2 separate regions of the Homo sapiens genome follow, and region 1 is linked to region 2. A link is a loop called in an ENCODE intact Hi-C map of the cell type or tissue named here. Cell type or tissue: tibial artery. All regions are shown on one strand. Each heading gives the region's core, and the rest is flanking DNA. Links, peaks and the distances in the headings are about the cores only.

What was found. Peaks named below come from ENCODE experiments on the same cell type or tissue, not always from the same donor. Only the 100,000 strongest peaks of a DNase experiment are listed, where the experiment ranks them.
Region 1: a loop joins it to region 2, with 3 times the contacts of the local background. A loop is called at or near these places in 2 of 110 quality-filtered maps.

What each region holds. Positions count from the first base shown.
Region 1 is chr3:41,219,885-41,226,857 of GRCh38, forward strand. It overlaps CTNNB1 (catenin beta 1), which reads left to right. Exons shown (of 15, transcript NM_001904.4): 2 at 4,137-4,197; 3 at 4,642-4,869; 4 at 5,070-5,323; 5 at 5,450-5,688; 6 at 5,776-5,977. The coding sequence starts at 4,185. Among named protein-coding and RNA genes, the nearest start is that of CTNNB1, 24 kb to the left of the region's middle. RefSeq lists an enhancer at 4,524-5,723. In tibial artery, for the core only: a CTCF peak has its summit at 4,417; a DNase peak (open chromatin) is centred at 4,316; H3K27ac peaks cover 2,742 bases.
Region 2 is chr3:40,995,968-41,004,506 of GRCh38, forward strand. No RefSeq gene overlaps it. Among named protein-coding and RNA genes, the nearest start is that of CTNNB1, 200 kb to the right of the region's middle. RefSeq lists enhancers at 1-289, 1,925-2,882. In tibial artery, for the core only: no CTCF peak of the experiment used is centred there; DNase peaks (open chromatin) are centred at 4,030 and 4,595; H3K27ac peaks cover 4,551 bases.

The DNA of each region.
Region 1 (6,973 bases), core at 1,859-6,858, 220 kb after region 2:
CAAGCTCAGAATGGAGGAGGTAGCTTATAGTATAGACATACGATACAATCCAGATGATAATATTTTATAATAGTCTTCACAAGGAATTTTATATTTTTATTTTTAAAAATACATAGCAGTGAGTTTAATATACCAAACATACCAAAATGTCATCATTTACTGTGTGGTGGACTCATATGATGGAGATGATAAATAAAAATATTAATTTATTTGAGGCATATATTTATGGCTGAGGAAGGAAGACAGTTATGAAGAACAGCTCATTCTGGAAACATACTAATTTTTCCCAGCCATAAAGAGATTTCCTATTTCTTTTTTTTTTCCATTTACCTTCTGTTTCCTACCTGAGAAGATTTCATACTTCTAATAACCATTTGTGTACCTATTTAAAGACAGTACCAAAGGCATACATTTTAGTGTTTGGAGGACCAAGGGTCATTTGATGTTTGATGCTTATTGACTATTCGAGGATGACAAGACACCTTGAGAACACACACACCCACACCCACACCCACACCCTCACCCACCCACCCCACCCCCCTCCCCGAAGAAAGCTGTGAAGGAAGAAAGCAGAAAAGAACCTGGAGTGAGTTGTAACTTAAAATGTTAGTGTTGCATGAAGTGTGTTAAAACAGGAAGATTTGAGGAAATTGCATACATTTTCTAGATGGCAAAGTATTACTGGTGACAGTTAATGAAAATGCATATGCATGTGTTTTTAGATTTACAAATTTTACTAAGAACTTTTTAAAAATCCCTGAAGGTGTATCAAAAGTTTATCATGCTTATGAAATAGAGTAGCACTTTCTAACTTTAAAACGGGGAATAATTCTTTGGATCTTGATTATTGGAAAAGTGAATTATGAATTGCTAGTATAAAACTGTGGTTTTAAAATATGTCTGCTTTATATTTTTATGTAGCAGATTTACTCCTAGTTAATAATACTCAAACTTACTGAAAACTAAGGTAATTAAGATAATTCTGTCCTGATGGGAAGAGGAAAAATAACTTCAGTGTGAAATCTATTATATATTAGTTGTGGCAAGATTTCTCCCATTGACTTTGACTGGAGACATTTATAGGGTTAAAATCGGAAATAGCACGGTGAATTTTGAAGTATCCTTGTAGTTGGAAAGAGTATTATGTTCATATTGCCAAAAAAAAGATGCATGGATGCATTAGACTGGATGGAAAATACATGAGAAGTTGGCTAGCCCCCTCTTTGTCAAAACATCACTTGGTGGTGATAAAGCTGTTGGAAAACACAGCATTCTAATGTAGTCTGTAGTTTAATGATAATCTGTGTCTTGAAACATTTAGCGTAGTACTTATACAAACCTAGATGGCATAGTGTACTGCATGCCTAGCCTATATAGTATAGCCTGTTGCTTCTAGGGTGTAAAGCTGTATAGCGTGTTACTATAGGCAGTTGAAACAGTGGTATTTATGTATCCTTTTTTTTTTTTTTAAATTCTTTTAAGAGACAGGGTCTTGCTCTGTTGCCCAGGCTGGATGCATTGGTGTGATCATAGCTCACTATAACCTTGAACTCCTAAGTGATCCTCTTTGCCTCAGCCTCCCCAGTGGCTAGGACTACAGGCACATACTACCACACCTGGCTAATTTTTAACATTTTTTTGTAGAGATGGAATTTCGCTGTGTTGTCCAGGCTGGTCTTGGAACTCTTGTGCTGCAGCAATCCACCCGCCTCCCAAAGTGTTAGAATTACAAGCCACTTCGCCTGGCTTGTTTACCTAAACATAGAAAAGATCCAGTAAAAATACAGAATTAAAATCTTGTGGGGCCACTGTAGCATATGTAGTCCATCTTGACTGAAATGTCCTTATGCAGTGCATGATTGTACTTCATAATTTTTAAGCACTCCTCCCTCTTGATTGGTACTTAGTGGATTTTATCATTTTTGTTTCTTCATAATTCTTTCTGAAATGTCTACTGGTTGGACCTTTGATCTCCTGAATTGATCGTGATTTCTTCTGTTGTATTTTTTGTCTTTGTCATTTTTTTGTACTCTAGGCAGTTTTCTCAATTTTAGTTTCTATTCAACTTTTTGTTTTTATTTATTCTCTCCAGTATTTATGGAGATACTAAATTGAAGTGTTCTGTTTCTCTCTCCACCCTATCCCTAGTTTCAAGTTTTATCTCAGTTTCTATGGAGTCAGTTTTTTCGTTGCTTTAAAAAAAAATTTTCCTGAAGTGATTGGTAAGTTTTGGCTAATTGGGAGCACTAGAATTGGGCCCTTAATGGTTGGCAGGGTGTGGTGGAGGAGAGACAGCCCTTAGTCCAAAGGCTCAGGCCAGAAAAAGAAAGAGGAAGGCTTTCCTTTTCCTTTCCGGAGCAGGGTTCTGCCCTAGGTCTTGCTTGGCAGTCTATTTGATTTCTTTAGCAGTTAATGCTCAGTTTTTTGGCATATGTGGATCTGCCTCCAGAGCAGGTACAAGGTGAGTGAGTCTATGCTGTTACCTAATTAGATCCCCATTTCTACCCTTTGTTTTTACTTCTCTATCTACTGATAGGTTTTTACCCTCCTTCACCTCATAGGGTTGCAGTGAAGAGCAAGATGAATTTTTATTTATGTTGCATAAATTTTAAAAGCTAAAAAATATATATGTAATGTTGGGAAGTCCCAGTGTACAAATGGCTATTGTAAATTTGGAACATGAACTTGCTTTTTTCCATTGTAAAAATGAAATCATTATAAATTGCGGTCAAGTTACTAGGTCAGCCCACACAGAGTTTACCCAGTAATATGCGTAAATGTTTTGCCTTTGCATCAACAACAAGGAAAAACAGTACTATAAAAAAATGTTCCTGGAAGCCGGATGTATCAAAGCACTTCTGAAATAGCTATATAGCCTATAGACATGACCAGTTGGTTTCTGAGTCTGTTGACATTGGCCAAAGGAGAAGCTCAGTGTAGAACATGTTTGGAGTCTCCTTTTGCAGAAATACATTGGAGGCTGGAGTGGGGAACCAATTTTTCAGAAAGGTGGTGAAGTAGTTACATAGCCACTCTTTTAAAGACAGTCAAAAGATAGAAACTAAGGCCAGGTGTTGGCTCACATCTGAGATAGGAAAATCACTTGAACCTGGGAGGCGGAGGTTGCAGTGAGCCCAGTATGCACCTCTGCACTCCAGCCTGGTTTGGCAAGAGACCAAAACTCTGTCTCAAAAAAAAACAAAACATAGTTCACACTTAAATATTTTATTCCATATCTTTACATACCCAATATGTTAATTTATAGTTCAAGATGAACTTGTTTGGGACAGATTTTGTAATAAAGGAAATCGTGTTATTAGAAATATCTAGAGGCCATGAGCCCTTAAACTGTTCTAATTTGCAAGTAGTTCCCTGTGTGATGCAGTTTTTTTCAATATTGCACAATAAAGGCAAAATACGGACAAATTAGATGATAAGATTTATATAAATTTTTAAAATATTGATCAAAATATGTATCCATATTGGTAATATTTGTATTTATAATAAATCATTGCTGTAAATTTGAACTTAGAAAAATTTTACTAATAAAGGTGCTTTTGTGTTGCAAACTTTCATTTGAAAAGTAATTTTTCTTTGTACCAAAAAATCTAAAATTCGCTATTCTAGTCACCAAAATTTGCTTTATGAAAAATAATTTTTGATGGCACTATATCAGAAAACAACTTGTTAAAGAAAATGTGGAGTTTTTAAAATCCCACTGTACCTCTGTTATCCAAAGGGGATCTGTGAATTTTTCTGTGAAAGGTTAAAAAAGGAGAGACCTTTAGGAATTCAGAGAGCAGCTGATTTTTGAATAGTGTTTTCCCCTCCCTGGCTTTTATTATTACAACTCTGTGCTTTTTCATCACCATCCTGAATATCTATAATTAATATTTATACTATTAATAAAAAGACATTTTTGGTAAGGAGGAGTTTTCACTGAAGTTCAGCAGTGATGGAGCTGTGGTTGAGGTGTCTGGAGGAGACCATGAGGTCTGCGTTTCACTAACCTGGTAAAAGAGGATATGGGTTTTTTTTGTGGGTGTAATAGTGACATTTAACAGGTATCCCAGTGACTTAGGAGTATTAATCAAGCTAAATTTAAATCCTAATGACTTTTGATTAACTTTTTTTAGGGTATTTGAAGTATACCATACAACTGTTTTGAAAATCCAGCGTGGACAATGGCTACTCAAGGTTTGTGTCATTAAATCTTTAGTTACTGAATTGGGGCTCTGCTTCGTTGCCATTAAGCCAGTCTGGCTGAGATCCCCCTGCTTTCCTCTCTCCCTGCTTACTTGTCAGGCTACCTTTTGCTCCATTTTCTGCTCACTCCTCCTAATGGCTTGGTGAAATAGCAAACAAGCCACCAGCAGGAATCTAGTCTGGATGACTGCTTCTGGAGCCTGGATGCAGTACCATTCTTCCACTGATTCAGTGAGTAACTGTTAGGTGGTTCCCTAAGGGATTAGGTATTTCATCACTGAGCTAACCCTGGCTATCATTCTGCTTTTCTTGGCTGTCTTTCAGATTTGACTTTATTTCTAAAAATATTTCAATGGGTCATATCACAGATTCTTTTTTTTTAAATTAAAGTAACATTTCCAATCTACTAATGCTAATACTGTTTCGTATTTATAGCTGATTTGATGGAGTTGGACATGGCCATGGAACCAGACAGAAAAGCGGCTGTTAGTCACTGGCAGCAACAGTCTTACCTGGACTCTGGAATCCATTCTGGTGCCACTACCACAGCTCCTTCTCTGAGTGGTAAAGGCAATCCTGAGGAAGAGGATGTGGATACCTCCCAAGTCCTGTATGAGTGGGAACAGGGATTTTCTCAGTCCTTCACTCAAGAACAAGTAGCTGGTAAGAGTATTATTTTTCATTGCCTTACTGAAAGTCAGAATGCAGTTTTGAGAACTAAAAAGTTAGTGTATAATAGTTTAAATAAAATGTTGTGGTGAAGAAAAGAGAGTAATAGCAATGTCACTTTTACCATTTAGGATAGCAAATACTTAGGTAAATGCTGAACTGTGGATAGTGAGTGTTGAATTAACCTTTTCCAGATATTGATGGACAGTATGCAATGACTCGAGCTCAGAGGGTACGAGCTGCTATGTTCCCTGAGACATTAGATGAGGGCATGCAGATCCCATCTACACAGTTTGATGCTGCTCATCCCACTAATGTCCAGCGTTTGGCTGAACCATCACAGATGCTGAAACATGCAGTTGTAAACTTGATTAACTATCAAGATGATGCAGAACTTGCCACACGTGCAATCCCTGAACTGACAAAACTGCTAAATGACGAGGACCAGGTAAGCAATGACATAGCTAGCTTTTTAGTCTGCTTTGAAGTAAATGCTCAAGGGGAGTAGTTTCAGAATGTCTACCCAATACCAGTACTTGAAAACTAACGATGTTTCTGAATTCCTGTATTACAGGTGGTGGTTAATAAGGCTGCAGTTATGGTCCATCAGCTTTCTAAAAAGGAAGCTTCCAGACACGCTATCATGCGTTCTCCTCAGATGGTGTCTGCTATTGTACGTACCATGCAGAATACAAATGATGTAGAAACAGCTCGTTGTACCGCTGGGACCTTGCATAACCTTTCCCATCATCGTGAGGGCTTACTGGCCATCTTTAAGTCTGGAGGCATTCCTGCCCTGGTGAAAATGCTTGGGTAAGAAAACATGTCAGAATGCTTGAAGCTAAAAAGTAGAAGAGTATACTCACAATATTTCTGATGAGGCTTTTTTCTTCTTCCCAGTTCACCAGTGGATTCTGTGTTGTTTTATGCCATTACAACTCTCCACAACCTTTTATTACATCAAGAAGGAGCTAAAATGGCAGTGCGTTTAGCTGGTGGGCTGCAGAAAATGGTTGCCTTGCTCAACAAAACAAATGTTAAATTCTTGGCTATTACGACAGACTGCCTTCAAATTTTAGCTTATGGCAACCAAGAAAGCAAGGTAAGAGAATTATTCTTTATGTGGTTTTCATGGAGCATTGGACACCTCCAGTGTCATGTCATTCCATGCAGTGTTCCTAACCTTTTTGGCACCAGGGACCAGTTTCGTGGAAAACAGTTTTTCCATGAATGGGTTGTGGGAATGGTTTCTGGATGACACCATTCCACCTCAGATAATCAGGCATTAGATTCTCATAGGGAGCGTGCAGCCTAGATCCCTCGCATGTGCAGTCCACACTAGGGTTTCTACTCCTATGAGACTCTCATGGTGCAGTTGATCTGACAGGAGGTAGAGCTCAAGCCAGGTAATGCTCGCTCACCTGCCACTTACCTCCTGCTGTGCAGCCCAGTTCATTTCTGTTCTTTTAAATTTTTGAGTTTCCATATGTAAAGCACTATGCGAAGTAGTAGGGATATGGTAGGCAAGCTTCTCTTCACACTTTTGTTCTTAGGTGGGATGTAGATGTTGGGAATAATAACCTAATATTTAATTTGTGTAGTGGGAAGAAGTGGGGCTATGAGGGCACATAACACAAGTTGAAACTGACTCTTTTTGAGGGTTCAAGGAGACCTCTTGGAGGAAGTGATAGTTGAGTTCAGTGTTCAAGGATGAGAAGGGATTCACTAGGTGAAGGTTAGGTGAGAAAACAACATCTTTGAAACGAAGGAAGGAGATGGAAAGTTTTGGGAATTTAAGAAATACTAATAGTAAGGAGGAAGAAAGGTTTGAGGTGAGGCTATTGAGATAGACTTAGCAGATCTCATAGGGCTTTGTAGAGCATGTTTAAAAGCACAATGGGAAATTTCAGCAGAAGCCTGAAATGATGAAATTTGTTTTTAGAAAATTGGGGCAGTGTTGAAAGGGAAGATATACAGGGAATGAAAGGACAAGCATGAATGATCATTTTATGGTATCTGTTTTTAAGGTGGATATAATTAGGAAAATTAAAGGGCCAAATGATGAGGAGTTAAGTGCCAGTTCTGGTTCAAATTTTCA
Region 2 (8,539 bases), core at 2,077-7,076:
CATGGATGGAAAATAGATACAGTCGGTTCTCGGTATCTACAGATTTTGATCCATGGATGTGGAACCAGCAAATACAGAGAATGATATGTACTAATATGTAGCTAACATTACGTACTTTTTTTCTTCATTTATGTTGCACCTTATTTCAGAATGGATTATGCCCAGGGTTGTACCATTGTTTCAGCAGTGGAATGTACTAGATAGTTACTTCGCATCTTCATCTCAGTAGAGTTCTTCTGCAACAGGCAGTCTTAAAGGTCCCGCACTAGGGTGACTTTAACTGAGCAGGTTCTCATCACAGGAGCTTTCTGCTTCGATTCTTAGTGAATTCATGTGTGCATGGAGCAATCTACCAAAAAAGAGCCAAAACTGTGTCCTTAGCTCTCACTAGGTAAAGCAAATAGGGGAGGAAAGAGGGCTCAGTGATTTCCTTTTTATTTTGTCACGTAGAGCTTTAAAGAAAAAAAAAAAAGGCTCAAAGCATGTCACCCTGATCCAGGAGGCAGAAAAGAGAGAGTGCAGTATCAGGCAGAGTCCCTGCTGGCTCAGGGTGAAGAACAGCCGAGGAGTGCATTCCAGCCTGGGGCCAGCTGCACCTGCTATATTTGGGGTCAGTCTCCCTGAGGCAATGCCTCTGCAGGATTCACCAAGGGAATTCCTGGGAATTTCCACCCACTTCCTCTCCTCCAAACGATAGCAAGTGGCTTTTCACTCTGACGACATTTGTGTTTGCATTTGCATTTAGGAGTAATTGTTAACTTACCCAGGCTTCTTGGAGAATCCACAGTAATCAGCGTCTTTTTTGGAAAGTAAAAGGCATTTTCTCATGTGTGCTATTTTGTGTGTGTGCTATTTTCTTTGTTTATTGTATTTTTAAAACTATAGATTATATTGAATGTTTGAGGGCAATGATTTTAGTATTAATTAAAGGCATATAAGAAGGGGAGAAAGCATGTAATGGAAGAGACTGGCAGTTCTTTGGTGAGAGTGTGCTCTGTAGAGCTCAAAGCAAGGGAGGTGTTGTCCTAGGTGAGTGGCGGGAGAGTCAGAAAGGCGTCTCTGAGGAGGTGATCTGCTCAGGGCTCTCACTCCCCTCTCTCTGCAAGGAAGAATGCTCAAGGAAGAATGCTAGTCCAGCCTCAGCTACGTCTTTACTGACAAACACCCACAAGCAGGCCTTATCCACATTCTAGCCTTTGGGACATCTGAAACAGCCTCTGGGGCACCTCCTGCTCTCCTAAGGTTTCCGCCCAAAAAGAGTGAGGTGGCTCTACAAGGCCTGTGACCATGAGGTGATGAGGAACGCCCCTAACCACCCCCCAGCATCAGGGACGCTTTTGATAACAACAGAGGGGCCTCCAGCTGTGCTGTGAGGCAGACACTGACCAGCCTAGCAGGAGGTCAGCAATGTGGGTGGAAGGGAGGGACCAGGAGATTGCTATCCCATAGTCACACTGGATTAGGGGCTCTGCATTAAAGATCACTCAGAGTTAACAGCAAAAAAAAAACAAAAACAAAAACAAAAAAAAGTGCAATCAAATATGCCAGAAACTGAATTCCCACAACAACCCCAGGCCATTTGCATTAACATTCCCATTTTACAGATAATGACACAGAGGCCCAGAGAAGCTCAGTGGCTAGTCAGCTCTGAATTCAAACATATGTCTTCTCTCCACAAGTTTCTCCCACTCTGCCACACTTGTGGATCCAGGGTTGTATTTCAAACCAGTAATTCTCAGCCTTCCCTCTGCCTTCACATTGTCTACATTCCAAAGTTCACCCATCAGTAACTTCCCAAATTACACACAGGGATTCTCCACCAGGGAGGCAGAGAGGAGGCCATGTCCCCACCCCCCCACCTCTGCAGTGGGACCCATTAGAGGAAGTGTCTGGTTTGAAAAAGGCTCCCCAGAACCTTCTAAAACACCCTCTAGGCCACTTGAGTATCACTGATTTAATTAAACCAAAAGACACAGGCCAGATCACATAATCATTTTCCTGCCCACATAACTGCTATTTCCATTCCCAGGGACATTCTTGGAGTAACATTTGACACACACACCCCAACCCCAAGCCTTTATTCCTGGATTCTTTGTAATGTGGGAGTTTATCAAAGAGCTGCATTTACTAACTAGAACACGCACAGCCGGGGCCAATGTGGAGGTACAGACAGTCATGTTAGAGAAGACAGGGGCTCTGGGCTACCTGGGAGCAGAGAATGGTGAATTCAAAGATGAAAAGGGGTGGGCACCGGGAGTGAGGGGTGGGGGAATTCTGCCCTCCCCGCCCACCAGGGGGTTCCACCAAGGACAGGAAGGATACAGCAGCAGATGAGGACGGTGTCCCAGCCACATACCCTCGCTGCACGCTGGAGGACTCCTGCAGCCGGTGGATGCCCACCTGCTGAGGCTCTCCGTCCTGGGCCTCCGTACCTGTCGACCTGGGGGCGTTCTCCGGCCACAGGCACACGCCGGGCCCACATACAGCTTAGGTCTGAAAGATGGGAGAGTAGATGCCTCAGAAAGTTTCTCAGACAATGAGGGATGGGAGATAGTGAAGGAAACTCCAGTTTGCTACACCTTGGTGAGAAATTCTGAGGTATGTTCTACCCTGGTTCCCAGAGGGCCCCAGCGGGAGGGAGCCCACTTGCCCGCAGAGCACTGTGCTCATTAATGCCCCTTGAATGGGTTTCTCCTCCTGCCCTGACTCACTTTCCCACTCCCTCATGGCTGCTTTCTGGGATCACCTCCCAAATAAACAACCGGCACCCAAGTCCTCGTCTCAGGGTCTACCTTGCAGAAACCCAAATGAAGACACACACACACACACACACACACACACACACACACACACACACACACTTAAATGTTTTCAGTCCAAGCTCTTCCTCAGGCTTCAGGCTTCAGTACCACACACCAGTTGTCTACGGGACACTCCCATGACACCCCAGCCGGACTCCTTGTTTTGCCCTGTGGACTCATTCTCCTCCCTCCTCTGCCGAGTCAGTTAACTGCATGAGGATCCTTTCCTAGAAGTATCACCTCCCGCTGACCTCAGGGAGTCATTTAAGTGACCCAATTTGGATAAAATGAAAGCCAGGATCAGTTTTTTTGTTCAGTTATTGGGAAAGAAAATCTCTTATTTCCATCCCCAAGACATGGGGCTGCCGTTTGTGTGTGTTTGTGTGTGTGTGTGTGTGTAAAGGCAGAGCCTACTAAGAGTGAAGAAGAGGCTGAAGCTGTCAGGCAGCTGTTACGGGTTCTCTCCGCTTCAGGGTGCCAGCCGCTTCCAGCTGCATCTCTTTGCCCATGGGCTTTCTCAGAACTCTCCGAAGGCTGCACTGCCTGAGTGCCCAGCAGCTGGAAGCGCCGGGGAATTAATACTCCCTCAGGGAGGCCCTCTACCATCGACTGATGGGAATTGTTGCCCCAGCTGCCTCGCCCCTCAGGTGGGTAACACTGAGGCATGCAATCCACCAGGTTTCCCAGAGCTGCACTGTGGGATTAAGCTCCAGATACCCACAGGGAGAGCTGGCTGGATCCTGCACCGCTTTTTGGCTATCTTCCCTTCCCTGTCTCACTTCCCCACACTCTCACTGGTACCTCCTGCATCTTCCAAATCACAGTCAAATTCTTGCCTCAGGGTCTGCTTTGGGGAAACCCACATTAAAAGGTGGCAACACCAAGGACACAGTTAAAATAACAAAAGGAGGCAAGGAAAAGTAGTCTCAGTCATCATTTGAACCCTGGATCAAGTAATGTCTGAGGCAATACAGCATTTTTTTTCCTTAAACAAACCTGGTATTTTTTTTTGTCAGTTGCAACACTGAGTCTTAGCAGATATATCTAAAATTGTGCAAAAACCACTGGACAACACTGACACTGCCATTCCAGATCCTTCACAACGTGGTTCCAGCCTTAGCTTCTCCAACACTCTACCCCACCCTTCCCCACCTCCAGACACAGACCAGACTGGGCTCCTCACTGATAGTGGAAACCCTCCATGCACTTTTGTACAGTCAAGCCATTTCTGCCACTAGGCACATCCCACTCATGCACCCAGCCCTTCTCTGTTGGACCAAATGCCATCCATCTTGCAGGGTTCGAGTCTGGAGCCCTCTTTGCTCCCTTTACCCAGGTCAAAGTCTCCTCCATTTTCTGGCAAGATATTGTTCACTTCTCATGGCACTTTCCATGTTCCTCTCATGTGTATAATAGCAAGAATTTTCTATTAAAATTACCACCTGTCTCAGACAGGAGGCTCTGGATGCTGCTCTTGCCTTGTGTCTAGGTCTGCCTAATGGTTACACAGGTGTGTTCACTTTGTGGAAAATTATCAAATGATGTGCTTCTAATGTGTGCACATTACCTGTTAATAAAATCATTTATTTAAAAATAAAATATCAGCTGCAATCTAAAGTTCTCATGGCAGAGGGAAAGTCCTTTTTTCCTTCTGAGTGCTATGATACATTTGGGTTATACAACTTGAGGATTAGGAGATGGCTGAATGACTTGCCCCCAAGGAGGAAGAATTGTGGCTTCCCAGAGTCGGGAAGAGTGGGTGAGCAGGATAGACGGAGGAAAGGAAGAACAACCACATACCCACAAGGCGATTGCCACTCCGTGACTCTCAGCTTTCAACACATTATCTAAATTCACAAAATGCTTGGCACAAGTGGATTTTTTCTGGACTGTGGTAAAGTGGCTTAGTTCCATGTGTCCACTGACGCAGAATGAGATGTTGTTAGCATACTTGATTCAGGAGTTGGCAGTAAAGAGCCCCAAGAGAGGGTAACTCTGAAAATTAGTGTTTGTCACTGGGAGGACGTCAGACTTTATGGGGCCAAAAAATTGGATGTTGAAGCCAAGTTTAGTCCCTACCAGAGGAATAGGAATATGATACAGTGTTCTCAGTATGTCTTTTCTCCTTTATTGGTCTGTAAGGTTCTTGAGGTTGAAAATAGCAATTGGATGGGTGAAGAGAGAGAAATATTTCCCCTTTACTTGTCCTCTTTTCTCAACTCTAAACACAAAAAGGTGCCGACCAAAATATTTTTTGCATGAAGTAATGAAAAATAGAGAAGAGGGACTTGGTATTCTTGGATAGACAAGAATTCTCCTGATATAGAAGCGCCTAAACAGTATAAAGAACAAAAAAATTATAGTTGAAGACGAGGCTGAAATCTCAGTTTAACCACTTACTAGTTGTGTGACTTTGGGCAAGTCACAGCCTCTCTGAACTTCAGTCTTTTCATCTATAAAGTTGGTGCCTAAGGAAATAATTTTATAAATGGTAAACTGCTTTTTAGATTTCTGTGTTGACAGCATTGTTTTCAGGACCTGCATTCTAAGCTGGCAAGGCTTGCCTGAACAGTGTAACTTTTCTGCACACAAATTCCTCCCCCATGAGTTTGTAAACTCTGGCACAGCTGGAACAGGTATCAAAAGTATAGAAATGCAAATATTCATTGATTGAATTCGCACAGAGGTGTAAGTGATTCTTGGTAGATTCGTTCCATAAAGAATAGGTTTTCTTTGATGAAAGGACACTGGGAATTTTAGCAGGATGGGGAGAGGCCACAAGAGAAGGGACTGGGGCCACTGGCAACTTCATTTCAAATGCCATTAAGAAAAGGCCCTCATACCTCCCCTGCTGTATCATCACTGCTATGTGTTATTGTCATTTGTGTTCCTATCTCGTTGAAGTAGGCAGATGTTACATGAACTTTGGATAGAAATGAACCAGGTGTGAAATGTGTCTTCTCAAAGTAACACCTGCAGGAAGTTGCACCTGGCCCTTCTTCTCAAAGTGCCTCCCAGTGAGGGAGTGATGTTTGCCAGATGCACCCTTCCAGCATCCCTGTAGGGCCCTACCCAGTAGTGGGTGCAGCAGTTATCCTGTAGATCAGGCCTTCTGACTTTTGGGTGGCTAAGGAATCCCTGGGAGTTTTGTTTAAATGAAGACTGTAGTTCTGCAGGACTGGGGTGGGGTCTGAGATCCTGAATTTCTGACAAGCTCTCCCAGGTGATGCTCATGCTGCTGGTGCATGGACTGTGCTTTTAGGAGCTAGGCTGCAGAGGCTTGTTAAATTAACAAATGAATGAATAAGTAATAAATGAATTAATTTGTTAAAATTCCATTACCTATATTATCAGTCGTAGCTCTTTCATCTACTAAGAGACTCTTACCTGTCTGCCCCTCCCAGGAAATTGCAGGTTATTATTTGCAGGCAGCTGTCTGACAGGAAGCCAGGATCTGTCTTCAGCCATGTGGCCTGTCTCTGCTTTTGAGCAGCAGCTGCCTACCCCTCGGCCCCCACACCCCCAGCCTGTGCCCTGTAACTCACCAGGTAGCATTTGATGTGAAGATGAAAGGACCGGCACACCTGGGTGTCTGCCCCACTCTCCAAGCTCTACTTCCTCGACATCAATCAGTCCAACCCTCTCACTGATTCAAATTAAAAGCTGAGCTCCCCAGCTCCTGCTGCAACAAATTCTGGTTCACAACTGAACCCAACACCAGCTCAGCCTGGCCCAACCCCAAGAATAGGTGGTGGGACCAGCCACTGGTCACTTCCTTGCTCAACCTCTGGGGACCAATTCCATGGTCAGCTGACTGTCATTCTCTTCCTAACTTCCCAGGTGCTGTGTTGGACAGCATCTGGGAATGGGACAGGGAGAACCCTAAGCATCTTCAAGGTGCGCATAACAGCACATAGCCTGCCAGCTGGTTCACCTCAGAGCAGCCCGTGGGCACAAGTTTTTTTCCAAATCCCTAGTATTAGGGTATGCTCTGTTTTGAATAGTATGAGCTAAGAGCTTGGCACCTTGTTTTCCATGGCTTCTCGCTGCACAAGAACCTGTGTCAAAATGAGTTACTGAGGACAAGAACGCCCCTTCATCTCCAAAATCAGCCAGATTTTTAACTTTCGGGTTCCTTTTGACATATACCCCTTATGGATATGAGTAATACCCCCTTTTTGGAGGACTTTGGTGAACAAATTTAATCCATATTTGTTGAGCACTAAATCTTAAGCCCTGTCTATACTGTCGAGGACACTATGGTCAACAAAACACACAGGTCCCTACTCTCCCAGAGCCCACATTCTAGTGGGCAGGGAGAGAAAACAAACAAGTCAATAAATAATTAAGATATTTTCAGGTAGCCACAAGCCAATTGCAAAGACAATTAACTGTTGGCAATTTGTATGTCTTCTTTTGAGAAATGTCTATTCAGTTGCTCTGCCCATGCTTTAGTTGGGTTATTTATTTTCTTGCTATTGAATTCTGAATTTCTTATACATTTTAGATATTAACCCCTTATTAGATATATGCTTTGCAAATATTTTCTCTCATTCCATAAGTTGTATTTTCATTCTGTTGATTGCTTCCTTTGCTGTGCAGAAGCTTTTTAGTTGGTTACGATCCCATTTGTGTATTTTTGCTTTTGTTTCCTGTGCTTTTGGGGTCATATTCAAAAACTCATTGCCTGGACCAATTTCGGGAAGCTTTTCTCCTATGTTTTATTTTAGTAGTTTCATAGTTTCAGATTTCACATTTAAGTCTCTATTTGCTTTTGAGTTGATTTTTGTGCATGGTGTACAAAGTGTCCAATTACGTGGATGTCCGGTTTTCCCAACACCATTCATTGAAGAGACTATTATTTCTCCATTGAGTTCTTGGTACATGTGTCAAAGTTCAGTTAATGTTAAATGTGTAGATTTATTTCTGGGCTCTCTACTCTGTTCCATTGGTCTATATATCTGTTTTTATGACAATATCATTTTGTTTTGATTAGCATACCTTTGCAGTAATTTTGAAATCGGGCAGTGTGATGTTTCCAGCTTTGTTCTTTTCACTCAAAATTGTTCTGGCTATTCAGGGTATTTTTTTGGTTCCATCTGAATTTTGGGATTGATTTTTCTATTTCTGTGAAAAAAGTCACTGGAATTTTGATAAGAATTGCATTGAACTTCTAGGTCACTTTTGGTAATATGAACATTTTAACAATATTAATACTTCCAGTACATGAACATGGGATAGTTTTCCATTTATTTGTGTCTTCTTTAGCTTTTTTTGTCAATGTTTTATAGTTTTCAGTGTACATGTCTTTCACCTCCTTGGTTAAATTTATTCTTAAGTGTTTTTATGCTATTGTAAATGAGATTTTTCTTGATTTTTTAAAAATAGTTTATTGTTAATGTACAGAAACACTATTAATTTTTGTAAGTCACTTTTATATCCTACAACTTTACTCAGTTTGTTTATTAGTTCTAACAGTATTTTGGTGGAGTTTTTAGGGTTTTCTAAATGATTGTGCCATCCACAGAGACTGTTTTATTTCTTCCTTTCCAATTTTATTTCTTTTCTTGCCAATTGCTTTGGCTTGAAATTTCAATACTATATTAATTAGAAAGAATGAGAATGGGCATCCTGTGTTCCCAATTGTAAAGAAAAAGCTTTCAACTTTTCACCATTGAGTATGATGTTAACCATGGGATTTTCAAAAAGTTCATGGAAAATGCATATTATGAAAACAC